7 separate regions of the Mus musculus genome follow, and regions 1, 2, 3, 4, 5 and 7 are each linked to region 6. A link is a loop called in an ENCODE intact Hi-C map of the cell type or tissue named here. Cell type or tissue: left cerebral cortex. All regions are shown on one strand.

Region 1 (4,000 bases), 110 kb after region 6:
TCTGTAATCCTTACCGTATGCTACCCCACACGTCACCTTGACTGATGAATTTCAAAAATCAGCCTTTAAGCAAAGATGCCAGTGTTTCAGCCAAATGCCTTTCCATCTATCTGTGGGTGGTTCTCAGTCCAGCTACAAATAGAATTAAACTTTAGAAAACTCAACTTCACAGTTGAGCTTTAATTGGTCCAGATATGGTCCCTAGTTGCTTCTGATGGGTAGCCGAGATCCAAGTCCTTGAGCTCTTTAAGTAGCTATCAAGCACTACTGAATATTTTACTTAGTATTTTAAAACAATCAGGCTAAGGAGATGGCTCCCTTGCTAAAGTACTCGCCATGCAAACTTCAGGTACTGAAGCCACATTGTAATCCTATTACGGGGGAGTACAAGACAGGCTTTCAGGGGCCAGCCAGTCTAGTTGAATTGGTCCATCTAGGTTCAGTGAGACACAGTGTCTCAAAAAAGTAAGGTGGTTAACAATGAAGGAAGAGAGCTGACATTAACCTCTGGCTTACATAGACACACACACACACACACACACACACACACACACACACACACACACACCAGAAATCATTGTACTAGCTGACTGGTATATGGATAGATTCCTCAAATGAAAGTATTCCTATTAATGCTATTTTTCTGTATCTATGAAAAAGATGGGATCATCCTCACATATTGTGGACCTAAAGATAAGCCCCAAATTGCTGAAAGGAAGAAGGTACCAAAGACTCTTGTTCTCCTCTAGATTTACAATGTTCATTACAGTATGAGTATCAATGGGAAACTACAAGATGGGTCAATGGAAATAGATGCTGTGAACAACTTGGAGACCTTTAAAATGGGAAGCGGAGCGGAAGAAGCAATTGAAGTCAACGATTTTAAAAATGTAAGTACACTTCACGCATTTGCAGAGTCTAACAGGTGAAGCCCTGGCTTTTCCAGTCCGAGGAGAAGCAGCCACGCACGCACGCACACACGCACGCACGCACGCACGCACACACGCACGCAGTGGTTACTGTTCTCAACAGCAGCTTCTCGGCCAGCAACCCACCTGCCTTGTGTAGCTTCTGCTCCTTGAGAAAGGGTCTTGCTTTGTCCTCCATCTTCTTGCAATGAAGAGGAAATACCGGCAAATATACAAAATAACAAAGCCCTTCGGGTGCGGTAGGCCCAGGTGTCAGGCAGGAAGGCACAGGAGGACATTACTTGAGCCCTGGAGTTTGAAGCAGACGGAGCAACATGCGATTCCCATCTCCAAGCCAAAACAAAAGTTTGGAAGTGAGTTTACTTCTAGAAAATATGTGGACTTAGAAGTCAAAAATAAAGCTTTATTGTTTCAAATGGGAAAATATAATGTCATTGCCAAGAACCGACGCTTCTTGACATTGCACAAAGTCTTTGAGAAGGGCCAGTGAGAACCAGGCGATACTCTATAACTTGACATGTAGAGTGCTCAAACAGTCTTCAACAGCAAGGGCAAAACTTTGGATTTCTAGAGAATAGAGACATTTTAATGACTGGGTGGTTTGTCAACAGTAGTTTCTACATCCATATTTTTCTAATTTCCATTTAATCCAGAAAATAAGCATGGGTGGATGCCTATCATAAGCCATGTTTTCTGGCATGGCCTATTACAAAAGAAACATTTGAGTCCCTTTTTGTTTTGAGCAAAATTTAATTGAGAGGCAGTTTGAGACACTGGGCTCTTGGTTGATGCTTCAGTGTGCATGTGCTGACTTGGCCTACACTTCCCATTGGCTGACAGGACGAAGCACTTGTGTTTGGGTTCTTCTGCTAAATCGGCAGACGATGTGGGCGAAGCTTCATAGCGAAGGAGGGCTCTTGGAAATAATGTCTCTTTGGATAGTTCATTGGTCTACAAACATCTCATCAACCCATCTTCCTCTGATTTATGAGAAAAACGAAAGAAGCTTTTCATTGATAGGAAAGCACTCTCCTCTCGTGGGAGCCAAAACACGCGTCACAAGTCCTTTTGAATTCCCAGCAGATGCTAGCATTAGTGATCTGAGATGCTGACTATCGATGCCAGTGAAGCCTGGCTGTGTTCACAAAGGGCCCTGACCTGGGGACAGGCTCTGAAGCCCTGAGTGTGCCCAGCTGCACTTTGTGTGGTCATCAGATTGCAAATGGTTCTGGTCTGTGCACAAGTGTAATTTCTCTGAACCTATTAAATGCTTTTACTGCAAAACCCAGGACAGGGAAAAACATTTCTTTTCTCTGTACTACTCAATATAAACTAATAAAATGTGGCTCCTGTGTACACATCCTTCAATCCAGAACAAAACTGAGTACCTGTGATGTGCCCACAATCTCAGAATATGCAAAGGGGGTTTTGAGGATGAATTACAAAAGGCCCCTCACTCTTGGGAGGTTGATGTGTCAAGAATATCCTCTGAAAATATTTTAATCCCAAACCTATATATCTGTTTTATAATCCTTTGCTTCTTTCTAATAATGGTATTGATTGTGTTTTGTCCTCATAGACGAACAGGGCCACAAATATTTCATAAGCTGATCAATTCTCTTTGATAGCTTCTACATTTCTCTAAGTCAGAACTGGTGAGTGGAACATTTCTTTGATGGATAGTACCTGCTATGGGTTTAAACAAGCCTGGCCTTTTGAAAAGACATGAATCAGACTCTGTGGTCATCTTCTATTACTTTTGCCTCTATTTTAAACCATCAGTCAAACGCAGGAAGTGTTGAGTGAGGCTCACTGTGTGGAGGGATGACGCTAAGCACAAGGGGTGGAAGGTGACCGACGTTTATCCTTCAAAGACCTTCTGGTCCGGTCTAGAAGGAAGACATGCACACAGAAATGGCTTGAGGTCAGCCCCTAAATGTGTCATGATAAGCTATGGGCAAAGTGTGCCCCACACAGAAAGGCATCGCTGCCAATTAGAGGCTTTGCACAGGCATGGCAGAGGTGAGGACGCGGTAATTGAATAATGGCCTGGAATGATTTGTGGTGCTGGGAACTGAACCAAGGGGCTTTCTTGTGTTAAGCTATCACCCTTCCACTCAGCTACAGTCCCAACCCTTTCGAGAAATCGTTTGAACTTTAACAGGGAGAGCTGGAAAGGATACTACAAGAGGATTCACAGTCCCCCTCTCAATGCGGTCAACTACATCAAGGACAGGGGCGGAGATTGATGGAGATGCAGGTGGGGGCTAGATCATGGAAGGTTCTACCTGTAAGTTGATACCTGGGACCCCAGTATTTTAACACAGTCCAACAGAGAACAGACACCGTAAGAGAGAGGAACCCTGAAAAACAAACAAACAACAACAACAACAACAACAGAAAAACAAGTGCCCCAAACTTTGTGCCCTGAGACAAACAAGCAAGCAAGGGTTGATTCACAGCTCGTGGTTTGTATTCTAAAAGATTATACCCTGACAAGCATCCATGTTGTTGGTGAAAGCCAAGTTCCTCAGACCTGAAACCGTATTTCAGGAACAGAAGTAGAAACCAACAACAGACAGCAGTGGTGAGCACATTTGGATATCATGGTTTTCAGAAAACAATTCTTTTAATATGTGGATATCTGAAATTTGTGATTTAAAAGCTAAAGGGGGAAAAAACCTACAGCATGAACCTACCTTGAAAGTAGGTAGGTTATTGATTTAAAAAAAATCAATATAACCCTCAACTATAATGTAAAGGAACAATAAAATGAGGGTAATTTATAATGAAATATGGATTTCATATGTGCATGCTCTGCCAGATGCATGAGCGGACATCAATAAAGCCAAGTGCATCTAGGTCAGTGCCTCGCACACCCACAGTGCAGGTGGTCACAAGTGTTCTTTGACAGTTAGGAGTTTTTCTCAAACAGTAGGCATCAGTACTGAGGCCTTGATGGGCATAGCTACGCATGTCTGCCAACCCGGAACTTGGGAAGCGGGAATAGACTTGTGAGTTTGAGACAAGTCTAAGATTCTGTCTCAAAAAAAAAAAAAAAAAACCTAATT
Region 2 (4,000 bases), 130 kb before region 6:
ATGTTCTGCTACAGAAATAAAGACAGTATCCACTTTGATCAAACCACAGTAAGTCAGGGCATAGTACTCAAATATACATTTGTGGGGAGTTCCTGACCCATCTCCATCACTGCTGGTCACCAGCACCTAGTAAATACTAAGCATGTATTATGCACTTGAATGAGGACAGGCCATTGAGATCTGCAGTCACTGGGTCTATGAGCAGTCTCTCTCAGGTTACTGGTTAGTCTAAAATCTCAGCACTAATAAATAGGTGGATCTATCCCTACTCATAAGAAGGCTTGAGACAATAAACATCAGTTGAGACAGACAGGATAATGGAATGCTATGCTGGACCTGCCTCTGTCTTTAGTGGGAGATCTTGAGGAAAAGATACAATCTGGTGTGACAGTTTAAGTGTGTCCCTGTGCAGGAAGAGATGGGTCTGGGGAGGAGGGAAATGTATATAATGGCCCAAGACTTCATGGCTTCTCTTGGCTGTGTCATTTATAGGACATCCACATTGTCATTAGCCTATATCTCTCTCAGTTGTCCCTGTAATGAAGCAGCAAGACTAAGATCCCCTTTAACAGCACTCCATCCAAGGCCTCAAAGAGTCAAATAATTAATTACGTCTTTTCTCATGAGTAGTTTCCTCATATGCAGGGGGATATTTCATGTTCTGAATTTGTCCTATATAAGGACAAGTAAGTCTGATTAACTTTTAAGAAATCAAGTGCTCCGAAGTCTTCTGTCATCCCACCTCAACTCAGGCAGTGTTGGCACCTGTCTTGAAGCACGTACTTCCTGGTTCCAGAAAATTTGTACATCCTAAGTCCTATGATACAGAGGCTGCTGTCCTGAGCCAAGCCAATCACAGTTCCTATCCTTTGCTCTCAGATAGTGTGATTTCTAGTCCTGAAAAAAAAATCAAATTATATATCTAACATCTGCAGCAAGTGACCCACAAGTTCCCCTAACCTTTCTAGTAAAAATTAGCACCAATCATGACCCAGAACTTAGCAGCCTGATACACAAGAGCTTTTACCCCTTTCAAAGGATTTTGTGGGAGTGACCTTTCAAGAATCAAGACAGAATTCCTGTGTGTCCCAATGAACTCTCTCCCAACCGCCACCTCTGCCTCCCGCCTCCCACTGACTGCAATTCCACAGTTTGTGACACCATATGGCAAAGGTTGAGGCCAGACATATAAAAGCCTTTCAGAGCACCAAAGAATGGTTAACAAATATGTGAATGTAAATTCTAACACATTGCAAAACTGTGGCAAACCAGGCTGAAAAGGAACTTTAGTGAAGGGAAGAAATCTGCTTTTCAGCTCCACCCAGCCATTCCAGTTCATTACAGGTATTGTGGGGAGAAAATAGAGCTTTGTGTCCTTGCTTGGCAATCTGTACCCTGCTCTCCTGCCAGACTTCCCATGGCTTTCTCATGATGATTTACAAAGTTTCATGGCTGCAAGTTGGGAAAGACTTCTGTCCAGTGTGTTCCTTCTGCATCTTGCATCCATCCACTGACATGTGCACACACAGAGAGACTCCCGTCCACAGGACCAACCTCAGCAAATTTTGTCCGAGTCTCACTCCGTAAGTCGATGTCACAATAGTTCTCTGAGATCACTGGGTTAATCTAGTAGTAAGAGAAACCCTTCCAGAGCTCAACGGCCTACACTAAGAACTGGAGCTATGGTGATTTGTAAACAGCGTCCTGCTGCCCTACCACCGGAAAAGAAACACCAAATCCCTACTGAGGAATCTGAATGGGAAAGAAACCTTTCTCCAAGCCATCAGCCATCATTCAAAGCAACTACACATACACATGCACACACTACAAAAGTCCTATTGAAATAACTTAGCCTTCAGACTTCCCCTTTAACACCCAGAGTAGAAAAACGCAAGGGGCTTGGGAGAACTCTAGGGGAAATGTACCTAGGGAGAGCTAGGCTCAAAGATAAAAATCAAGGAGTAGATGAACCGCTCTTTCCAAAGATCTTTCTCTCATAGTCATGGTAGAACGCAGAATGGAAATCCCTCAATAAAAACTAAAAATTGGGGTATGAAGTTGGTAAAGTGTTTGACTCTCAACCATAAGTCCAGGACACTGAACCCACATCAAGATAGACTAGTCATGGTGGTCTACATTTGTAATCCCAGAGCTAGGGATACAAAGGCAGTTGATCTCTGAAGTCTAGTCCACTCAGCAGTCTCTAAGCCAGTGAGACCCTGCGGAAGGATTCTTGAAGTTACCATTCCAAGTGTGTCTGTAAAGGAGTTTTTAGATTTGGTTCATTGAGGTCATACAAACTACCTCAAATCTGAGTGGTACTCCCCCATGTACTGAGCTCCTCAATTGCACATGCAAGCTTCACGCTTCCACCACCATGCCTTTCCCACGATGGTAGACTCTACCCCCAAACTATGAGCAAACCCAAACCACTCCTTAAGTTGCTTCTTACCAGATATTTAGTTACAACAGTAAGAAAAGTGACTACTACAGTCAGTTAAATATTTTATAAGAGAAAAGGAAGGAGAAAACCAAATCTCTCCTTTACCCAGGCATCTTCCATACCCTTCCTTCTATCTCCATCTTCACTGTGTGACTCGGATGATGCAACATTAGCGCCACCTCTAACCTCTATGGGCCTCAGATACATTAGAAAGAGGGTCATTCTCCAGCTGCTATCTGTACAATCTTGCCCTAGACTGGGATACTTGATGTAACAATCATTCCATTCATTCCAATGATAGGCAAGCCAGTTTCTTTGATGTATCAACCACAGGACTCCTTGTTCCTCAATAAAAGATTCTCCTCAATGCTAAATCCACTTCTCACTACCACCTAACAACTGAGTCTAACTAATCCATGACATATGGAGATGCTGAAATGGACACTGAAGAACATCCAAATGTTCTCTTCACTAGCTCCTTGGGCTAACATGAAGTCACCAGGAAGCCTGTAGTTCTTACTTGATTCTCTCAAATGTCATAGAAAGGCATTTCAGCTTTTGGGTTTTTCCACCCCCAAAAATAGCAACCACCAAAATCTATTTCTCTTTTGGAAATGGCACTTTGTTCCTGCCATTTTTTTTTCCTCTGTGCATGCACATCCCAATAGGTACCAGGGATGACTTTTCATGTCCTCACTGGTTGCTATGCAATGGAATATTGACTAGCAAAACAAAACCTCGGACTATGGTAAGGTCATGGATAAGCACTTACTAACGGTGTCATTTATAGCAGTCCCCTGAGTACTTGGCTGTTCTTGATTGAACATGCTCCATTTTCCACCACTCAGGGATGTTCTTAGGGGTTCTCTCAAGAAGATGAGGTGAATGGGATAACTTATAAAGTCAAACTCCACTCCAAAGCTTGTCTTTCAATGGTTCCAAAGTCCTTCAAAATATCATGTAAATATCACGTTGCTGCCAACACAAGACATGAAGAAAAGCATATTTGTCATTTCCATTGTCAAAAACTAAAACAGGTATAGGTATCTACTTGGAAGAGAACTCTGAGCCAGTGTAGGAAGAGGTCCGAATAAGCTGATTTGATGACTAGGGGGTGACAAGGGGTGGTTGTCCCTCAATTCTGTTTCCCATCAGCCACTGGACCTTGAGTTCCAGACAAACACCAACAACTGCTGAAAGATATTTTGCTTTCTTGCTATTTCTTACAGACAAAAGAAGGGAGTTAAGATAATAGAAGCTGATTGAGGTAGATTCCTTTCTGGGGAGAGCCCTCTAGTTCTCTTACTTTATCTAGAAGTGAAAAGTATGGAGGTGGAGTGGGGAGAGAGCCAAGAGTCTGGAGTCAGACTCTTCTACCCTGGAACCTTTGAAATGAGTGTCCTGAAGACCTACATCAGAGACGCTGTACTCAGCATAGAAATTTCCAACATTCTGGCATTTACAAACCTCCCATACTATCAGAATAATAATCCCAGGTTGCCATCTACAAAATACGATTAAAGATGTGCGTGGTACCTGTGGGGTTAGAGAAGGCGA
Region 3 (4,000 bases), 450 kb before region 6:
TGCCATATCCGGGGATCCATCCCATAATCAGCTTCCAAACACTGACACCATTGCATACACTAGCAAGATTTTGCTGAAAGGACCCAGATATAGCTGTCTCTTGTGAGACTATGCTGGGACCTAGTAAACACAGAAGTGGATGCTCACAGTCAGCTATTGGATGGACCACAGGGCCCCCAATGGAGGAGCTAGAGAAAGTACCCAAGGAGCTAAAGGGATCTGCAATCCTATAGGTGGAACAACAGTATGAACTAACCAGTACCCCCCAGAGCTCAGGTCTCTAGCTGCATATGAATCAGAAGATGGCCTAGTCGGCCATCAGTGGAAAGAGAGGCCCATTGGTCGTGCAAACTTTATATGCCTCAGTACAGGGGAATGCCAGGGCCAAGAAGTGGGAGTGGGTGGGTGGGGGAGGGAGCGTGTGGGGGAACTTCTGGGATAGCATTGGAAATGTAAATAAAATAAATACCTAATAAAAAATAAAAAAAAGAACTTGACTATCAAAAAAATGTGTTGGCAAGAGAGAAGACCTCAAAATAGCAGAGCCAGTGGATTAACTGGTAGTATTAGGCTATCTGTCTGCAGCAATCTTCAAACAGAGTTAAGTCGAGCAAAGCCATATACGTGTTTCTAGCAACTAAAATCTAGCCCTATGTGAAATTTATCTATCAGTCAATAGACATTGCTGGCTCAAGCTGCTCAACCTAGGCCATCTTGTCATAGCATTCTCAAATGACTTGGACACGCTCTGTATTTGGGGGACAACATATCTATTTTTTTTCCTGCCTGGAATATAAATATGATGATGACTTTGAGATCAGGGTGTTCAAAGACATGGGTTTGTACTTATTTACAGTCATCTGAAAGGTTGCTTTTTTTTTTTTTTTGGCTCCCTCTCTATTGGTATCCAAACTACTGTCACTCAATTTACTGTCTCCTTCTCCACTGTCCTTCACACTAAATCCATCTGGATTCAGATGTGTCCTGAAAGCGAAAAGAATTACTTTGTTATCCATAAAATATGTACAAAATGTCACGCGCATTGCTCAGCTGCAACGATAAATATTCAGAAATTACCTTAAACTTGAGGCAGATTTATCCTCTCTGTAAAGGGATGGGGAGTGGGAAGGAACTACGATTGAACTCAATTTATAAAGAGCAGAGCAGCAGTCACTAACATTTTACCCTCAGATAAGGAGACTGACAGAACAGGCTCTGCTTCCCTCATCAAGAGTGCATCATCAGGAGCTGACTCTAAAGGGGGTTTGTGTTAAAACTAGACCCAGAGGAGTTACCGTAGGCAAAGGAGCAGCAAAGGCAGACATCGACTCCCATCAACGTTACCCTTGGGCTTCCTGTCATCGTCTGAAGAGATCTCCCTCAACACCTACCTATTAGACATTTGAAGTCCCAAACGGCCAGGCACTGAATTGGTGTAAGGCCTCCTGGCATGAAAATTGATTAAATGTTTGTGACATCTAGTAGAGAGCTGAGTGTTCTCCCCAATGGTAGGTGGGACCCAGTCCGTCCAGAAGAAAGGGGCATAAAAGCTGTTCACTGTCCCCACACTAGAATATCATGTAATGTCACTTTTCCTAGAATTCTGACAAAATAAAAGAGGCCACGATTTCATAAGAGTTTGAATTGAGGCCCTCAGAATCAGCTCCTAAAATCTCTGAGACTTCAGGTACCTCTTGCTTGCTGTTGGTTTGGGCTGCACTCATTCCTTTGTGTAAAACACGTTACACTGAGATGGCCACTAGCAGAAAGCTTCGGCCATTAGCCAAAGCATCCAACCACTAATAAGGAATCCAGTTGCCTCTCTACTTCCAAACCTGTGCCCTATCACCCAGTTCTTCTTATTGCTTCTGCACAGCTGAGACCAACACAACTTTCCCACCAGGTGGCGCCTGATCCACTGGCATTTATAGCAGAATAGCAGTGTAGCAGCGCAGAATAAACAAAAGTTGACCTTGCTGGGGGATGGGAGAGGGAGCACAAGACCTTGCTGTGGCCAGCCTCAGCTTTCAGCTGCCAGAAGGTGACCTGGCCACAGAGGCTCAGAATCAAGTCTTGGGTGACTAGTGGGGCCAGAGAGATGTCGGAAGGGTTATTCTTTCACACTGACACCTTATGCTTTGTCATTTTGTCCAGTAGCATAGTCCGGAACCCCACAGCTCTCCTCCACCAATGTCAGATAATCCTCAGAGGCTCTCACTGGCCAATGGCACTGTGCTACCACTAGGTGACACTGGCTGGCTGCAGCTTGAATTGGTCTTGAGACTAGAGGGCACTGTTCTCGAGCCTGTTGATGCCCAGGTCTCTGTCCGAGGTGCTGACCAGCTCCAACAAGTTGGAAAATGCTCCACCCTTCAAGACAGCAAGGTAACTCAGACTTCCAGTGTCCTGGGCCTTTCTAACAAGGTCGATCACCTCTTCGGGGACACTTGGGGGATGTCGGAGAAAATGATAATCACTTCAAGAGCACTGACAAGCAGCATGTTCACGATGACCTTGTGGGTGTCAATCCAGGGCCCATGTCCAGGCTTGTAGATAGACTGGTGCTTGAAGATGGGGCTGCCAGAGCACAGGGAGAGCCAGAAAGTATGGCAGACTTCGAGCGGGATGTGTGCAACAAGGGTGATCACCTTTGTTCCTGGAATCCTCGTCAGAATTTATCATCACCCGGATCTAGCGGCAGCGATGACTCTGGTGCATGATCAGTCAATTCCACTTCAGTCAAGGTACCCTGATAAGGACTGGGCTGTGGTCATTGTCATCTAGCACAAACAATCAGGGGGCTGAGGTAGAAGAAGGAAGCTAGCAACCTCTGACCTGGACTGCCAACTCCAGGCTGTCGGCAGCCTGGCTAGGCAGTTCCAGCTCATGTAGCTGAACCAGATTGACAATGGGTGTGTCCTTGTGCCTCTACAGCTCCATGCAGAAGGGACTGTGATGCTTGGCTAGGCACATGTTCTGTGGCTCATTAGCACCCACACCCTCATCATAGGCACCTAGAAGGGTATGCTTGTGCCTACAGAGTTCTCTCCATCAGATTTTGAGCCCAGAGAATGTCAGTGGAAGGGTCGTTTACATTCCTTACCCCTCCTTGTATAAGAGCTCATTACATGGAAGGCCAGTGTACATTATGGGGCCTGACTGCACAGACACTCCAGGTTCAGGTCTGTGTCCCAGTCACCCACCCTCTGTCCTTTCATACCTAGAGCAGAGAGTTGAACTGCTTCACCAGGTGGGACTGACTGGATGTTCTGTGCTGAGATCAAGCTGAACATGGTCCTCTAGATCGCCAATGGCTGTGCCAGGATCTTCCTCCTCCTCCTCCCAGGAGAAAATCAACAATTTTGATGCAAAACTCAAAGCTCAAGTCACAGAACCAACACAAATACAAGTCTAACTCCTTGCAGTGGAAAAATTCAAAACTCAAACAAACAGCGCGCACACACACACAATTTTGCTCCAAAAAAAAAAAAAAAAAAAAAAAAAAAAATCCTAGATTCTGTGCTCAGACTTCTCGTCCTTTCAAAGCCCAGAAGACACTTGCCCTGCTAAGCACACTAAATGCTCTGCTGACATAATCACTTTCCTCACCCCAGTCTTTACCTCTGTAGAACTCCACTGAGTAGGTAGGAGGGAGTATAGAGGAAAAGTAGAAAAGTGGATACCTTCTTGGGCCAGTCCTCTGCATCTCTGGGTCTTTGAGTCACATAAAGACCTGGAGAAATGAACAATGCCCAAGGTTGTTGTACAGGAGTCATTAAAATCTCTTTATAAGTTTTCACATACCGGTACATCTGATTTGCTTTTGTAATGTGTGCATTTCGCGCATTGATCATAATACTATGGAATCCACGAGCTGTTTACTCTCTACTAAGGAACTCTCTTCCTTGGAGGCATAGCTACCCCTGGCTTTTACCACTTAAGATAAGTATATTACAATGTACAACTTCCCACCCCGTTATCGTCCATGTTGGAATGGCAT
Region 4 (4,000 bases), 150 kb after region 6:
TACACAATGACCGTGAACTTCAGGAGGCCAGGGTACAAACCTGCTGTGAACTGTTTCGGTGTGGGCTCATCTCCTTGTCCCTCTAGCTTTTCCCATCTCACCGCCTCTGGCTTTTTCATTTTAATTTCAATCTGAAAGAAACAGCAAAAAAAAAAAAAAAAAAAAAAAACCCATTACTCAACCTAAGATACATAAAACAGCAAAAATGCAATTTTCATAACTAATCAAAGTTTTTAAGAATTAAGTGTCTTTGATAGTTTGCCTACATTATACAAAGTTAGATCTGAAGAATTATAAAAATTTTACTCTTATTAAAAAGATCCTTGTTTCACCTGAAGAGCACCATATACTAGCACTTACATTTATTGAAAGCCACTGTAACCTGGGCATTTGTGCACTTTGAACAAAGAGGCCTTTATCTCTTAGCACAAGCTGATCCAACTTGAAGTTCTACTTAATCCACTCACTAAGACAGTAGCATGCACACCATAAACCATGAAAGGCAACCTCGTAGAAGTTCAAAAGATGGGGAGAAGTATGAATTCCTTTTTATTCTTAATTTTCAATTCATACATGCTCTTAAAATTTAAATTTAAATTTAAGTCTTGAGGACTCTGGTAGATACTTCTAGAATTATCTGCCCAGTTTCAGAAATGTTTTCATTGTAACCATCAATAAGCAAACTTATTTGTGTTTAAGTGAAACTTCCTTAAGTGTTTGAGAAGATGGCTCAGTTGGTAAAGAGCTTGCCCCGCAGGCCTAAGGACCGGGTTCAGACCCTCAGTACCCATGTACAAAGCTGGGCACGGAAGCTTGCAACCCCAAAGCGAAGAAGATAGAGATGGGGTGGGTTGGGGTGCGAGCAAGGGGATCCCTCAGGTTTGCCGGCCAATCACTGAGCTCCAGGTTCAGGGAGAGACCAGGTCTCAAAAAGGGAAATGGGGAAGACACCAGATGTTGACCTGCCTTCACACACGTTCACTCACATGCGTATGCATGCATCCCCCAACACACAATTATCTTAAAACTTTGGTAATTTAAATATTACTCTCAAGTACACAGAAAATGCTTTTAAGAGATGATCATATATCAGAGAAGTAGCTATAAGCCATCTGTAAGAACCAGTTTTGTGCTGGCTCACCAGTTCTCAGTATTATAATACCACCAGCCCACCTCTGAGGACTCTGTGTGTAAGAGAATTCATTCATTTCTCTCAGAGGACAATTGCTCCAGCACTACTCCTAAGCAGCCATGGTATCCATTCCCTTCTCTGAGCAAGAGCCACAGACTGGTGGGAGAAGGGTTTCCTCAGGACCTGAGGCTCTCTGGCAGCTCTTCAGGATGAAACCTTCTGAGCATTCTAAGCAGTCAAATTCCTTGGCTGTTAGAGCAGTATCTCAGGAACCTGTGAGCGGACTCAGGAATCTACCCTTATTCAACCATGTGCAGGTCAGAGGGCAATTTACAGGAAGCTGGTTTTCCCTCACCTCTTCTAACTGCTTAATTCTAATATTTACTGCAGGTTGAGATTGAGTCAGGGCAACATTTCCTGTACAAGGCCAAGCTATCAACATATTCTTCCCTCCCACTGTATGTCTGATTGACCACCAAAATCCTATGTCATATGACTCTGCTTGAAGACTGCAAACAACATTCCAATGTACAACATACACACTGGAAAAGAGCTGGTTATTCAGTGGAACATATACTAAAATGCCAACGGTGACTATGGCATGAGTTCTGCTCAAAAGATCTGGATGTTTAAAGGGAAGCATGCTAAAATGTCATCTGTGGTAGCAGGGATTGCCTTCTCTGCTTTTTTTAGAGCCCATATAAAACTCTGAATTATGAGGGTAAGTAGCACTGTGTGCTTAGTGCTTTACATATGCCAGCGCACTTTACAGAACCATGGAAGATTATTGTCTACATTTTATTTATTTGCATGTATGAGTGTACCTGCATGTGTGTGAATTCGTGTACAAAGATATCAGATGTGACCCTCATTCATTCACCTTCTATCCTGAGATGGGGTCTCTCACTGAACGTAGAGTACAACATTTTAGCTAGTCTGACAAGCCACCTTGCTCTAAGGATCTCCTGTGCTTATCTCCTGGATGCTGAGAAGCACGAACAGCCACCACACCCACCTGATTTCATGCAGGTTCTAGAAATCTGGGTCCTCAGTGTAGCAAGCTCTTTACCCACTGAATCCCATCTTCCTAGCACTACTGCATATAACACTGCCTCCCTCTGCTGTTTGAAAAAGGAAATGATCAAAGATTTCACCATTTAGTTCCCTAAAGAAACATAATTACAAAAAAAAAAAATTTCAATTTGTTTTTGAAAAACACAGCAGTTTATGATTACATATGGAAGATATGTTGACCCGAGGGTCAGAACACTGGTCTCCTATCTGTAGGTCTCTCGACCCTGTATCCAGCTGTGCAGCTGAATCCAGGAACCACCAAAGCTTTGGCAACAGTAACACCACCACAAGCTAATTCTAAGCCAAATGTGTAAGGAGCCCTGGCATTTGGGCAGCCCTAGCCAATACCGCACTGAACAGCATCACGGCAGCCTTAGCCTGAACACACAGCATGCACTCTCTGCCCTGTGCGTGCTCTCTCAACACGCTACCATGCTGCAACATTAACTGAATGCTGCCTGAAACCCCTTGGCTGGGATTCAAAAACTGGTGTATGTTAATAAACTGCAGTCATTTTGCTGGACACACCTTTTGTGATCTTTAAAAAAAAAAGTCAAAACCAAAAGCGTGGCTTAATTACAGAAAACTAAGACTTTACTATATTCCTCCTGCCAAACCTTGGCATAGGAGTATCAAACTATTCTATCCTGGGATTTTATTGTGAAATTGCTAACATGAATTTCATAAACATGAATAAATCATTCAATGAATTCTGGCTTGGGATTAGGACAGAATTTCCAACAGTTTCTGAAATGGCCCTAGAAGTGCTTGTCATTTTCTACTATGTTTATGTGAACTGATGGTTACAAAAACAAAGGTCAAACAACACTTAAAAAATCTCCTTGATGCTCTATGCACCAAGTAACAACCAAGTTTAATTCTTTGTGCAAAAACCAAAGATCACCTATCTTAGCTTTTCTTTCATTTTTAGTAAATGGCAAGGTTCTACATATAACCGAATAATCATTTAAAAATAAATTCTTTAAAATTTCTTTAAAATTTATTATTACTGAACACTTGAGTTATATTATATATCTATATATTCCCAGGGCCACATAAAATGTTCTCAAGCAAAATGGTTATAAAAGCCCTGCTTTAGACACAACCTTAGAATCTTAAATTCCATTCAGAACAAAGAAAAACCTAAGAAGCATCGCTCTTGTATCCTGGGCCAGCACAAACAACTAACAGAGATCCCCCTGCCTGAGGGTTGGAACAGGTATGTGCCACGTTATTATTTACTACAGTGTAAACTTTGAGACCGTTTTCTTCCTTGAGCCTTTAATCCCAGGACTCAGGAATCAGAAGCAAGCTGATTTCTGGGAGTTTGAGACCAGCCTGTTCTATGGAGGTAGTTTGGGGACAGCAAGCTCTACACAGAGAAATCCTGTCTCAAAAATAAAACAAACAAAACCCAAAACATTCACTCTATCAATTCCAATTCAGGTTCCTCCACAAGCATCGCTGAGCACTGTGTATATAGGGGGAGAACTACCAAATCTAGCAGATAAAAATAGTATGAGTATATTTATGCCAAAGTTATTCAGTTGCCAGGTATGATGGCACACACCTTTAATCCCAGCACTTGGGAGGCAGAGGCAGGCGGATTTCTGAGTTCGAGGCCAGCCTGGTCTATAAAGTGAATTCCAGGACAGCCAGGACTACACAGAGAAACCCTGTCTCAAAAAAACAAAACAAAACAAAACAAAAAACAAAAACAAAACAAAAAAACCTAAAATAAAATAATAAATTCATAACCTGAAATACAAACTGCATTTATATGCCAAACATTAT
Region 5 (4,000 bases), 140 kb before region 6:
TCCCATTCTCCAGGGAGGAGATCTGAATATTTGGAAGGATTTAGGGGAAAAGAGACTTGTAAAAGACATAATCAATGGGTGCTTTCCTGACCTCCAGAAGAGCAAAGAAAAGATGAAAAAGGTGACAGTGACATGGAAGAGATATTTAATCTGAGGCCTACCTCAATTCACCCTGTCAATGCTTTAGTTGATGAACCATAAGCATAGCAATATGAAGAACTGCCCCCACCGGGAGACCCCAATATGCCCAACTTCCTGGCAATCTGCACCCTCTTGGGCACCATCAGAATATTCTGAGGTCTTTGTGCCAACTAGCACCTGCTGTTTATTTACTTACGCATGCACCCCAGGTCTAACTATCTACATAATCCCATCTGAGGCACTTTGAAACCCTTCACTGAAAATCCAAATGACAGGTACGATTCTCTCTAACCACTGGTTTGGGGGGCAAAGATGGAGGATGACATGGTCCAGTATGAATTTGGATTTTCTATCTCTTCCCAGTTCCTGCATGCTGGCCTCTCTCTGGCTAAAGGAAGGTTTGAAGATTGATAGTGGAGCACATCAATGTGCTGTCCCAGTTGCCCGTTGCCATGGATAATTAGCCATTGGTTGTTTATTTACATAGGTTCCATTTGCCTAGGGACCAATAAGTTTATTTATTCCAATAAGCCCTATACACCTGCATAAACAGGAAGAGAAAATGCATGACTTTTTTACTGGAACAGACAGGACTCTTTTATTAATAAACATACATGTGACAGTAGTAGATTATAATCAATATTGGACTTGGTGTTTTAGAACTGTCTTCAATTTGCAAAATAATAAAACCTTATTAATTTGAAGCTCTAAGGACCAGAAAATCTCAACAGCTTAACTCACTTTAGAGCATCTCATATTTTTGCCCAATAAAGAGTGGGACATCAGGCAGCTGAGGAAAAGCAGTTGCATCCAATCAAGCATGATTTTGGATAACCAATATTGATTTAATGAGGTTTTAGTCTATATCAGCATTTCAGCCACACTGTTATAGCTGAACAACCTTCCAAGGTCAAGCCCAGAGGTTTACCCCTTACCTGAGGTGGAAAATAATGAAATCTATTTTCCCCTGGGGGGAGAAAAAAAACCTATAAATCACATTTTCCACACCTCATGTGACTGCCTTAAACAGCCCACCTCTGCAGCATATCTACCTGTCACTCCTTCAGCTGCCTCAAGGAGACTCCACCAGGCTCTAGGGAGGGGAGCAGCAGGAAGAAAATGACAACCTGGGCATCAGACTGACAGTCTGAACATGGGCTGTGCTGCAGAGAGACTTGGAGTTTAGGGAAAGACTCTCTCAATATTTCAGGGTGTTGCTTTTTTTTCCCCCTCAAGAAAAATGAGCCTGAACCATGAGAGTCAGTCAACCTAAAAATGGGAGCAGACTCAGAAGACAAAGATCCTGCTTACGGGAGTGTGGAGTGTGTTCTTTCTTTTCCTAGAGTCACAACCGCGCGCTACAACCCCACCATTTTGAATGTCTGTGTGTACCCCTCTCCTGCAGTTAATGCAGACATGTAACATGATGCCAATTGGTAGTCTTATCACACAGACTCTAAACCATCCACAGAACTCAGGGTCCTTATCAGAACAGAATTCACAGGTCTCCCTATGGAATGTAGGTTGTTGCTGAAACCTGATATGCAATTAAGTCTCTGTGCCCTAAGAAAAAAGAGGAGGATTTTGGGCTTCTGTCAAGCCTCCTCCACAATGGATTGAGACCTTGAAGAGACATATAGGGAATAAGCGTCTTGCCCAGGGAAAAGCAGACGAACAGAGTTAATGCTTTGTGATATTGTAGGATTTGCATGTTTGGGGATTTCAAGATGAAAAGCTTTCTTTGACAGATGTGCAATATCCAGTGGCCACTAGAGGGTGCCGCAGGGATGATGCCAAGAGACACCCTGTGTAGGTGATACTGGGAGCTGTTAAATTGGGTCTGGGCAAAATTGGCACATATGACGACCATGTGTGCATTTTTAATTGTCCTAAATAATCTACTTTTCTAGCACATCTTATACATATGGGAAGCATCATGGAAGACAGTCACTTCTGAACCTTGGGCCCTGGGATGACTCTGGCACACCATCAGTCATCCGTAGGTGATTTCTTTTCTTGATACGCCTTTGTTATTCCCTCTGACAAAGCCTTAATTCCCATTCAGCTCATTTCGATGCACCATCCTTGTATGCACTGAGCATCTACTATGGGCTTGGGATAGACCACACAGCGGGAGAAGGACACAGGTCCCAATCTCAAGGGAATTACCACCCAGTGCTCCTTCTGTACTCTTTCACTCAGTGGGGACAGAGAAGCAACATTTGGGAAGCTATTTGGGGAGCACCTTATTCATGCTAAGGGGTCTAGAATGAAAGATTTGAAGTCGAAAGTTTCAATCCAGCTTTGAGTTTCTAAATGATCTGAAAGCTTTAAAAAGTCTTTATTAGCAGTGCAATAAAAACGTCAAGATGATATTTTTACCTAACAGATCTCCAAGGTTGTTCTTAAAGACAGTACTTAGTCTTGGCAAAGGCTCACATGAAATTAACAATATTATCCCTTGCTGACAGGAAGGTAGTTTGGCAAAACTCACTGAGGCTTATTTGGCATACATATCAAACACACGGAAAATGATGTATCACCTTTGACCCAATAATGGTTCTAATCCAAGCTCAAAGTGATAGAAGCCCAATCTAATATGATGATGGGGAGATAAAGAAGACAGCCCCAAGACATGTCCGTTCCAGGCAGGTAGACATTTGTGCTACTGTCAATCGACATAGAAGCTATTACCAGCAACACTGGAGGGTGGGGAGGAGGAGAAAGAGTTGAATGTGGTCCTATGGGCTCTTGGCTGAGCAACTAGGTCTATGCAGATGCATTTAAATTAAAGCAATTAGAGAAGAAAGAGGAATAAATTGCAAGAGGGCAATTAAAGTTAACTGTTGGACATTAGGGAATATGGAACGCTGGGGAAAATGTCTGCAGGACACTAATGAAAAAGCCTAACTAGATATGAAGATGGCTGGAGATGGAATGTGGGGAACACTTGTGATGTTTCTTAAGGAAACTGAGTTTTCAAAGTGGAAGTCATGTTATAAAACCTAAGTGATGAAGGCAAGTAAGAAAGTTGGAATAGCAGGTAGGGCAGGTACTGGCTTGAAAGAGGCCAGAATCAAGGGAATGATTCATGTCTGTTCAGGTTTTGGGGCAGAAGTGATCAGAGCAGATCAAGCTAAATGAAAGTACCCAGTAGAAAAGGAGAAGGAGAAAGGGGAATAGAAGCAGGGGTAGGGTTGTCACTTTAAATACACACACAGACATACATAGACACAGACACAGAGAGACACACAGACACACACACAGAGACACACAGGGACACACACACATGTGCACATGCATGTATACATGGAGAAAGAGAAGGAGAGAGAGAGAGAGAGAGAGAGAGAGAGAGAGAGAGAGAGAGAGAGAGAGAGAGCATGCAGGTACATTTGAGCCCGAGATAAGTTGAGTAAATGCTCTACCAGAAGTATACCCTTCATGCAGGACTTGAGATACACCTACACTACTGCTTGTTTGCTGTCTATCTGAAATTCTAAGTTCACTAAATTAATGTCCTGTGTTTTTCAAGCAGCCTTGGGTATTGAGAGGACAGAGGGACAAGGGAAGAAGAAAGCAGGCAGAGAGGATGCAGAGTTACCTCTGCTGTGAGAAAGGGAGAGGAAACAAAGGAACAGGGAAGAGAAACCTAATGTGAAGAGCTCTGAGGCTGTTCCTTCTCCTGCCTTAAACATGGAGGCCACGTCATACAGAAAGCGGTTATGTCAAAGGTCAACCCGAGGATCTGGCAAAAGCAGGTAAACTTTTGCCATATCAATGAGCGGTGGACAGGACGGCAACCAGCTCTGGAAACCATCTACCTGTACCAGGTAGGACTAGAGAGACTGAGAGAGTCAGG
Region 6 (4,000 bases):
AGTTATGGCACGGATTGAGGGTGAATAGAGAGGCATAATGGAGACATGTGGCGTTTGCTCATTATATTCAAGTTAGCCCAACTCTACTGTGGAAACTGTTCAACTTTCTCTCCCCCTCTAGCTTGTCATAGTGAAATAATACAGACATCGGGGCCTCCAATGGGATCGCCTGCCACGCCATTCTATTTCCACTACTAACGAGGGCTTCATAAGCCTTTGATACAGTCTGATCTTTGAAACCTTTCCAAATCTCCTCAAGCTTATGCTAAATCCTATTTGGAACTTTATTTTTCCTTGCCTGCTAGCACCTAGGGCTTAAGGAAGCCATTTGAACAGTGACATGCATACTAACGTGTATCGCAGGGCTCTTTTCTGAAAGGCAAGTGGCACCGGTGCTCACACGAGCAAAACACAATTGCGTACACAAATGTGAATAAAATCAGTTTTGCTCTACCCTTCACTCTTCTTCATCGACAGGTTATTCCCCACACCGGTGGGAAGCTGAGGGAGGAGGCGAACAGAGAGCCTCGCTCCCCAGAGCAAGTTTTGAAGCCTTTAAAATGCAAAATAAAGGGGCGGATGGGGGGTAGGATGTGAGACCCGGAGCTTCTGAAGAGAAACCCAGCTTGTTCGGGCTTAGTACCCGCAGCGGCGGGCAGAAGAGACCGGGTGCCTGGCACCCAATTTCCAAAAATCATCAGCTTCGTTTACTTCAGAGCCCAGTGCTAACTCATTGCAAGCAAGGTGCTAACAGAAAATGGGAGCAGGAGTTTTTAAAACAAAGGAAAGATTCCCTCATTTTCCTTCCCTGTTTTCTCCTCTAAGCCTTTCCACATTAAAGGGATTGTCGGTGGTTGGCGGAGGAGCGGCGCTGTGGCTAAGCGACCATTGGCTGGCCCCTTCCAGTGATTTGCATATCGGCAGCTATAAAGACGGAGGCGGCGCTCGCCAGCGCAGCTCCAGCCCAGGGAAAGGAGGCGGAGGCGCCGAGTGAGGGTGGGTCTGCGCGTCCTCCGAGCCAGCCCGAGCCGGAGCTGCAGCTTTTCCCGCACGGGGCTCGCAGAGCCTGGGACTCACGCTCCGATCTGCACGCCGGGGAAGACTCTTTAGGTTAGCCTTTCGGAATAGCAGTTGGGGATTGGCGATATGAGTCCTGCGAAGCGCTGGGGCAGCCCTTGCCTTTTCCCCTTGCAGCTATTTAGTCTCTGCTGGGTGCTCTCAGTGGCCCAGAGCAAGACAGTCCGATACAGCACGTTCGAAGAGGATGCCCCTGGCACAGTCATCGGAACCCTTGCAGAAGACCTGCACATGAAAGTGTCTGGAGACACAAGCTTCCGCCTGATGAAGCAATTCAACAGCTCTCTGCTCCGGGTACGCGAGGGCGACGGGCAGCTGACCGTCGGGGATGCGGGCCTGGACCGTGAGCGTCTGTGTGGCCCGTCCCCACAGTGCGTGCTGGCCTTCGATGTTGTCAGCTTCTCGCAGGAACAGTTCCGCCTGGTGCACGTGGAGGTGGAGGTGAGGGATGTAAACGACCACGCGCCCCGCTTTCCCCGAGCCCAGATCCCGGTGGAGGTCTCAGAGAGCGCTCCGGTAGGCACACGCATCCCCCTGGAGGTGCCCGTGGACGAGGACGTGGGTGCCAACGGGCTGCAGAGTGTACGCCTAGCCGAGCCTCACAGCCCCTTCCGCGTGGAGCTGCAGACGCGCGCGGACGGTGCCCAGTGTGCGGACCTGGTGCTGCTACAGGAGTTGGACCGCGAGAGCCAGGCCTCCTACAGCCTGGAGCTGGTGGCTCAGGATGGCGGGCGACCGCCGCGTTCCGCCACAGCAGCCCTCAGCGTGCGTGTGCTAGATGCCAATGACCACAGCCCGGCCTTCCCACAGGGTGCCGTGGCAGAGGTGGAATTGGCCGAGGACGCACCTGTGGGATCGCTGCTGCTCGACCTGGACGCTGCCGATCCCGACGAAGGTCCCAACGGCGACGTTGTGTTCACCTTCGGCGCCCGCACCCCTCCCGAAGCCCGCCACCTCTTCCGGCTCGACCCGCGCTCTGGCCGCCTCACCTTGGCTGGGCAGGTGGACTACGAGCGCCAGGACACCTACGAGCTGGACGTGCGGGCTCAAGACCGAGGTCCAGGGCCCCGGACAGCCACCTGCAAGGTTATCGTGCGCATCCGAGACGTCAACGACAACGCTCCTGAAATTTCTATCACTCCTCTGGCCGCCCCGGGGGCTCCAGCCACCTCGCCCTTCGCCGCCGCCGCCGCTGCCGCCGCACTCGGAGGAGCGGACGCGGCCTCGTCGACTGGGTCCGGGACACAGGAAGCCGGTATCACCTCGCTGGTGCCAGAGGGGGCGGCGCGCGAGAGTCTAGTGGCGCTGGTCAGCACCTCGGACAGGGACTCGGGCGCCAACGGGCAGGTGCGCTGCGCCCTCTACGGGCACGAGCACTTTAGGCTGCAGCCGGCCTATGCTGGCAGCTACCTGGTGGTGACCGCTGCATCTCTGGACCGGGAGCGCATCGCGGAGTACAACCTGACGCTGGTGGCCGAAGACCGTGGCACACCCCCTCTTCGCACCGTCAGGCCCTACACCGTGCGAGTGGGGGACGAGAACGACAACGCACCGATCTTCACCAAGCCAGTCTATGAGGTGTCGGTCCGCGAAAACAACCCTCCAGGCGCCTACCTGGCCACAGTGGCAGCCCGCGACCCTGACGTGGGTCGCAACGGTCAAGTCACCTACCGCCTGGTAGAGGCCGAAGTGGGCCGCTCTGGGGAAGCCGTGTCCACTTACGTCTCAGTAGACCCGGCTACCGGAGCCATCTACGCTCTCCGTAGTTTTGACTATGAGACTCTGCGCCAGCTTGACGTGCGTGTCCAGGCCAGCGACGGCGGTTCCCCTCAGCTTTCCAGCAATGCTCTGGTGCAAGTGCGGGTGCTGGACCAGAATGATCATTCTCCGATCCTTGTGCATCCGGCGCCGGCTAATGGCTCCCTAGAAGTAGCGGTCCCTGGACGTTCCACCAAGGACACAGCTGTGGCGCGCATCCAGGCCCGGGATGCTGACGAAGGAGCCAACGGGGAACTGGCCTTTGATCTGCTGCAGCAGGAGCCACGCGAGGCCTTCTCCATAGGCCGCCACACGGGGGAGATCATGCTTACTGGAGACCTCTCGCAGGAGCCTCCTGGCCGCGTGTTCAAGGCCCTGCTGGTCATATCCGACGGCGGCCGTCCCCCTCTCACCACCACTGCAACCGTCAGTTTCGTGGTAACAGCCGGGGGCGGGTCAGCTGTGCCTGCCAGCTCCGGGAGCCCAGAGCACTCCCGGCCACCCGGCTCTCGCCTCGCGCCGTCGGGGCCTTCGCTGCAGTGGGACACGCCGCTGATCGTCATCATCGTGTTAGCCGGGAGCTGCACGCTGCTGCTTGCAGCCATCATCGCCATCGCCACCACCTGCAACCGCCGCAAGAAGGAGGTGCGCAAAGGGGGGGCCCTCCGGGAAGAGCGGCCCGGGGCGGCGGGCGGCGGAGCCTCGGCCCCTGGCTCCCCGGATGAAACCGCCAGGGGAACTGGGCCCAGGCCCAACATGTTCGACGTGCTCACCTTCCCTGGCAGCGGCAAAGCGCCCTTTGGCAGCCCCGCGGCCGACGCGCCCCCGCCCGCGGTCGCCGCGGCCGAAGTGCCGGGCTCGGAGGGCGGCAGCGCCACTGGGGAAAGCGCCTGTCACTTCGAGGGGCAGCAGCGGCTCCGAGGCGCGCACGCCGAGGTGAGGCCTTCCTTCGGCTGGGCGCCCCCCTCCGTGCTCTGCGGACAGGCTGGGAGAAGGGAAACCGGAGGGGTAAGGGTGGGCTCTCACAGGGAGATGTTTAACCTGTCGCACTTGCTTTTTTGTGTCCTGTCCAACCCTCACACCTTCCCCCCTCCCCCATTCCCTGCTGCAGCCTTACGGTGCCTCTCCAGGCTTCGGGAAGGAGCCTGCTGCGCCCCCTGTTGCA
Region 7 (4,000 bases), 260 kb before region 6:
TGAAGTTTCTTTCCCTGCAGGCAGTGACAGTCCCGCAGACCTGAGGTCTGCTGCTGGCCAGGTCTACAGCCAAATAACAGCAGACACCACCAGGAAAGAGCTTCCAGGATACTTCTTAATTGGGTACACAGAACCCAGAGCCTACTAATGGCCATTTAAATACCAGTGCCATTAGCCATTTCACTGTTGAACAACTTACCAGATCAGATGTATAACTACCATGTTTACTGGTTTGTTTGCAGCTGGTTATACCTTCTCTGGCCTCATGCCCCATTCATTCAAATAGCTGTTTCTCCATCTGCTTAAATGAAGAAATGTGATGCAGCCAGGGATACATAGTCTCATGCATGCACAGAGTGCCTCGTACAGGATTGGCAAGGAAGACAATGTCAAGCTCAGGTGCCAGCAACAGGCTGATTTTTGTTGTTGTTGTTGTTGTTGTTGTTGTTGTTGTTACAAAACAACATTTAAGAAGAACAAATGTGTTCTTGCTACCAGAATGCTGTAGTTGCTTTTGCTGTTGGGAGAGGAAAAGCCCCTTGGATGTTTTATTCAACAAGACTAGACCACTGCTTACTAGAAATTTTCTTCCCGAATTAACTTCTCTGAGCATAGACTGCTGGAATTTCTCCTTCTCCTAGGCAGTTCTGCCTTCCTTTGCTGACCTCTCAGCTCTGGGTAGGGAACCTATCTCCTGAGTTTCAGTAAGGTTCTTTGTGAAAAGAAAGACTGAAAGGTACAGAGCTTCCACGACCCGCCTGGACTCTTCTTGTGGAGGTAGAGCTTGCTGAAAGCCTGGGTGCTCTCCAAATGTGATGCTACCTCAGGATTCTGGGAAAACCTCCCAAGAGCAGCAGCTTGTCAACCAATGATCCCATTGACCAGACAAGGGAAGAACCAAGACAATGGATTGGGATACTCCAAATTCTGGAAGATTCTGGATGATTTTAAATATAGAAAATATTGTTACCCAAAGGTAGAGGAGACTTGAAGTCTGGATACCTCCTAAGACAGGGTGGGTGACATAAGAATGACTCACTACCCAGAGAAGTTCATCTCTAGTGAAGTCTAACAGAGGGGCTGTAAAGTTGTAAAAGCTAGCTCCTCTTCCAAAGGTCACTGGGAGTCATCACTATTGAAAGAGACTCTCCTCGCTATGTTGGTATCAGACAAAGCTATCACTGGAGTGTGACGATTAAATATACAAAAACATATATTTATGTAATATATATTTAAGTCTATATTTATACACACATACACAGATGGCTTTGAGTTAAAATGTTTCAACTTCATGATGGTGCAAAAGCAATACAAATTCCTCAGAAATCATACTTCACATTTTGAATTTGGATCATTTCCCAGGCTAGCTATATTCAGCACAATACTCTCGAGGTGCTGGGCAATAACAGCCACATACAGCTAGCTCCAAGCCAGTCAGACAAACATGGGGGGGGGGGGCAGAGGACAGTATTCCATAGTGTACTATGTTGCTAAGCTCTAAGGTTGGGGAGGTTGGAGGTGTTCAATGCATTTTTTTTAACTTGATGTTTTAAAACCAACTGTAAGCCTATCTAAAACAAGCCCCAACACAAATTGAGAAGCATTTGTAGTCAGGCATGTCCAGAAGATAAATTACGGGTGCTGAGAAAAACATTCCCCTAAGACAAAATGGGAGCATCAGTAACAGCCAAAGTAGTGGCATTAACATCAATTCCCCGCCTCTCCTGTCATCTTCTCTTTATCACAAGGAAAGGGATCATTTCAAGAACACATAGGGGAAAAGGTGCAGCCACCAAAACTAAGTATGTATGACACAGCCACAGGATGCCTGTTAGCGTGTGTGCTATTTAAAAAGAAAGAAGGAAACTATTTCTGTGTGTTCTCTGGAGATCTTTTTCTGTGGATACTTTAGACTCAGTCAACAAAATCCACTTCCGTTAGATTTGGAAGGCAAAGATTTCTTCGGGAACAGGGTACGCAGTGAGCATCGCAGAGCTGACTGTCTGCAGCAGACGGACTCTCGGCTCCATTGTCTCTTACAAGTTTGGAGGGGTTCAGGGATGCCACCTAGTAGCAGATGCAGGTTCTTGGTTTCTGGATTGTAGGCACAATATGACCTTGAAGCCAAATGTTAAATGATAGTATGTGGTTGCTACGCCTCTAACCTTCCCTAGAACTTCTGGAGCAAGTCTTTGAATTATCTCCTTTCTTTGTAATACCTTCAGTGGTAAAGCAGACTGACTGGCTACTCCAAAGCCATTTTTCTTTCTGCTGTGTCCCCAGTACATTGTACATTTCCCACCCTGCTTTGCAGCTAGCTGTGGCCCCGTGCTAATGGATACAGATAGGAATGATATACATTGCTTTCAGATCAGAGCTGAGCCCACCTTTCACATAAGATGCTTCATATCACTTTCCTATCTAGCTGCTTTGTATAAATAGCCACAGTGACCTTAGAAGTTACATGGAATAAGCTTGAGTCCTAAAGTCACTGCTTAGAAGAGAATCATTTTGAATGAGAGAAAATAAGTCCTGGTGGCACCTGAAAACACACACACACACACACACACACACACACACAAGTGGGACATGAAGTAGAGAAGAAAAGGTTTGGGTCATGAGGAAGAAGTTAAAAGAAATACTAATAAGAATAAAATAGTGAAATTGGCACCACTGAACTGAGGGAGAAAAAGCATGCAGCTGTGCCAAGCCATTCGTTATGGTTTGAATGTAAAATGTTCCCTACAGGCTCGTGTGTTTGAATACTTGGTCCCCAGATACTGGCATTGTATCAGAAGGTTATGAAACCTTTGGCAAGTGGGGCATAGCGGAGAAAGTGGGTCACTATGGGGCAGGCCTTAGAGGTTCTCCTAGTTAGCTTCAGCTTTCAAATTGACACAGTCTAGAGTTATCTGAGGGAATACTAACTGGGGTATTACTTACATCAGATTGGCCTGTGGCATATCTGTGGGAGCATTTTCTTGATTGTTTATTGATGTAGGAAGGATCTGCCCACCATGGGCAACACCATCCCTAGTTAGTGAGCCCTGGCATATGTAAGAAGGCTGGGTGAGCATTAAAGTGAGAATGAGCCAGTAAGCAATGTTTCTTCATGAATTCTACCTCAAGCACCTGTCTTGCATGTCTGCTTAGGTTACCCTCAATGACTGTCTATCATCATAAGCTGAAATAAACTGAGTAAACTCAAGTTGGTTTTGGTCATAGTATGTTATCAAACAACAGAAACAGTAGTAGGGGAGGCTGGAACCCATTTTCTAAAGATTTCTCTCTGCTTCTTGGCCTAGTGAGATGCAAGATAATTATGGTCAGACACTAAGGCTATCACAGAGCCACCCCACCATGCCTTTCCTGTCATATTGGACTATATCATCTCAAACTGTGAACAAAATAACTTTTTCTCCCTTAAGCTGTCTTACCAGGTATTCAGACATAGCACCATTGAATTAATCAGGCTTGGTTAACAGAATCAGCAGAACTCCACTTAAAGAAGTTGTTTCTATCCTTAAAATAAAATGATAGCTGATAATAGTCACTCTAGTGAAAGTTAGAGTAAGTACCAATAATAGCTATATAAAAACATTATCGAAGGTTGGTGGCACATCACAATTGTAGAGGTTTTGCTGCCTAGCATGCTTAAGGCCACGAGTTTAATCTCCAGTCCTAAAAATGCATCAAGAGAATTATTGCCTACATTTCAAAAGCAATGCAGTTGGTTGACAGAAGCCAAGTAAAAGGAAATAAATTTAGTCTTTATACGGGACAATGGGCATGTTAATAAGCTTAAAAGCATTGAGCATTTCACAGTGCACCATGGACATGCAGTCAAAGTCATATGCCTAATGTTTGCTTATTATTTCCAAGAAAGTTAAAGTGGGAATTTTAAAAAGAAGGAAGGAAAGGAGAGGAGAGGAGAGGAGAGGAGAGGAGAGGAGAGGAGAGGAGAGGAGAGGAGAGGAGAGGAGAGGAGAGGAGAGGAGAG

The links. A loop is a pair of places that touch in the nucleus more often than their neighbours do. Peaks named below come from ENCODE experiments on the same cell type or tissue, not always from the same donor. Only the 100,000 strongest peaks of a DNase experiment are listed, where the experiment ranks them.
Region 1: a loop joins it to region 6, with 2.0 times the contacts of the local background. A loop is called at or near these places in 2 of 42 quality-filtered maps.
Region 2: it touches region 6 in a loop (2.5-fold over the local background); 13 of 42 quality-filtered maps call a loop at or near these places.
Region 3: a loop joins it to region 6, with 8 times the contacts of the local background. A loop is called at or near these places in 19 of 42 quality-filtered maps.
Region 4: it touches region 6 in a loop (6-fold over the local background); 5 of 42 quality-filtered maps call a loop at or near these places.
Region 5: a loop joins it to region 6, with 2.6 times the contacts of the local background. A loop is called at or near these places in 13 of 42 quality-filtered maps.
Region 7: it touches region 6 in a loop (2.8-fold over the local background); 5 of 42 quality-filtered maps call a loop at or near these places.

What each region holds. Positions count from the first base shown.
Region 1 is chr14:79,653,479-79,657,478 of GRCm38, reverse strand. Cnmd (chondromodulin) reads left to right here. Exons shown (of 7, transcript NM_010701.3): 3 at 750-890. Among named protein-coding and RNA genes, the nearest start is that of Cnmd, 6.7 kb to the left of the region's middle. In left cerebral cortex, no CTCF peak of the experiment used is centred here; DNase peaks (open chromatin) are centred at 140 and 1,999.
Region 2 is chr14:79,903,012-79,907,011 of GRCm38, reverse strand. All of the region lies in intron 1 of Gm6999 (a long non-coding RNA gene), which reads right to left. Among named protein-coding and RNA genes, the nearest start is that of Gm6999, 14 kb to the right of the region's middle. In left cerebral cortex, no CTCF peak of the experiment used is centred here; no DNase peak of the experiment used is centred here.
Region 3 is chr14:80,214,361-80,218,360 of GRCm38, reverse strand. It overlaps the pseudogene Gm17923. Among named protein-coding and RNA genes, the nearest start is that of Gm31776, 29 kb to the left of the region's middle. In left cerebral cortex, CTCF peaks have their summits at 1,912 (motif pointing right) and 2,211 (motif pointing right); DNase peaks (open chromatin) are centred at 1,914 and 2,244.
Region 4 is chr14:79,615,840-79,619,839 of GRCm38, reverse strand. It overlaps Sugt1 (SGT1, suppressor of G2 allele of SKP1 (S. cerevisiae)), which reads right to left. Exons shown (of 13, transcript NM_026474.6): 11 at 41-131. Among named protein-coding and RNA genes, the nearest start is that of Sugt1, 30 kb to the right of the region's middle. In left cerebral cortex, a CTCF peak has its summit at 2,256 (motif pointing left); a DNase peak (open chromatin) is centred at 2,230; H3K27ac peaks cover 247 bases.
Region 5 is chr14:79,910,740-79,914,739 of GRCm38, reverse strand. All of the region lies in intron 1 of Gm6999 (a long non-coding RNA gene), which reads right to left. Among named protein-coding and RNA genes, the nearest start is that of Gm6999, 22 kb to the right of the region's middle. In left cerebral cortex, a CTCF peak has its summit at 1,913 (motif pointing right); a DNase peak (open chromatin) is centred at 1,900.
Region 6 is chr14:79,768,268-79,772,267 of GRCm38, reverse strand. Pcdh8 (protocadherin 8) reads left to right here and starts at 956. Exons shown (of 3, transcript NM_021543.4): 1 at 956-3,771; 2 at 3,947-4,000. The coding sequence starts at 1,147. It overlaps Gm9748 (predicted gene 9748), which reads right to left and starts at 2,360. Exons shown (of 2, transcript NR_154550.1): 1 at 2,067-2,360. In left cerebral cortex, CTCF peaks have their summits at 910, 2,427 (motif pointing left) and 3,121; DNase peaks (open chromatin) are centred at 1,447, 1,701, 2,425, 3,135 and 2 more places; H3K4me3 peaks cover 3,781 bases; H3K27ac peaks cover 2,027 bases.
Region 7 is chr14:80,026,868-80,030,867 of GRCm38, reverse strand. No RefSeq gene overlaps it. Among named protein-coding and RNA genes, the nearest start is that of Olfm4, 29 kb to the right of the region's middle. In left cerebral cortex, no CTCF peak of the experiment used is centred here; DNase peaks (open chromatin) are centred at 844, 1,251, 1,856 and 2,884; H3K27ac peaks cover 1,573 bases.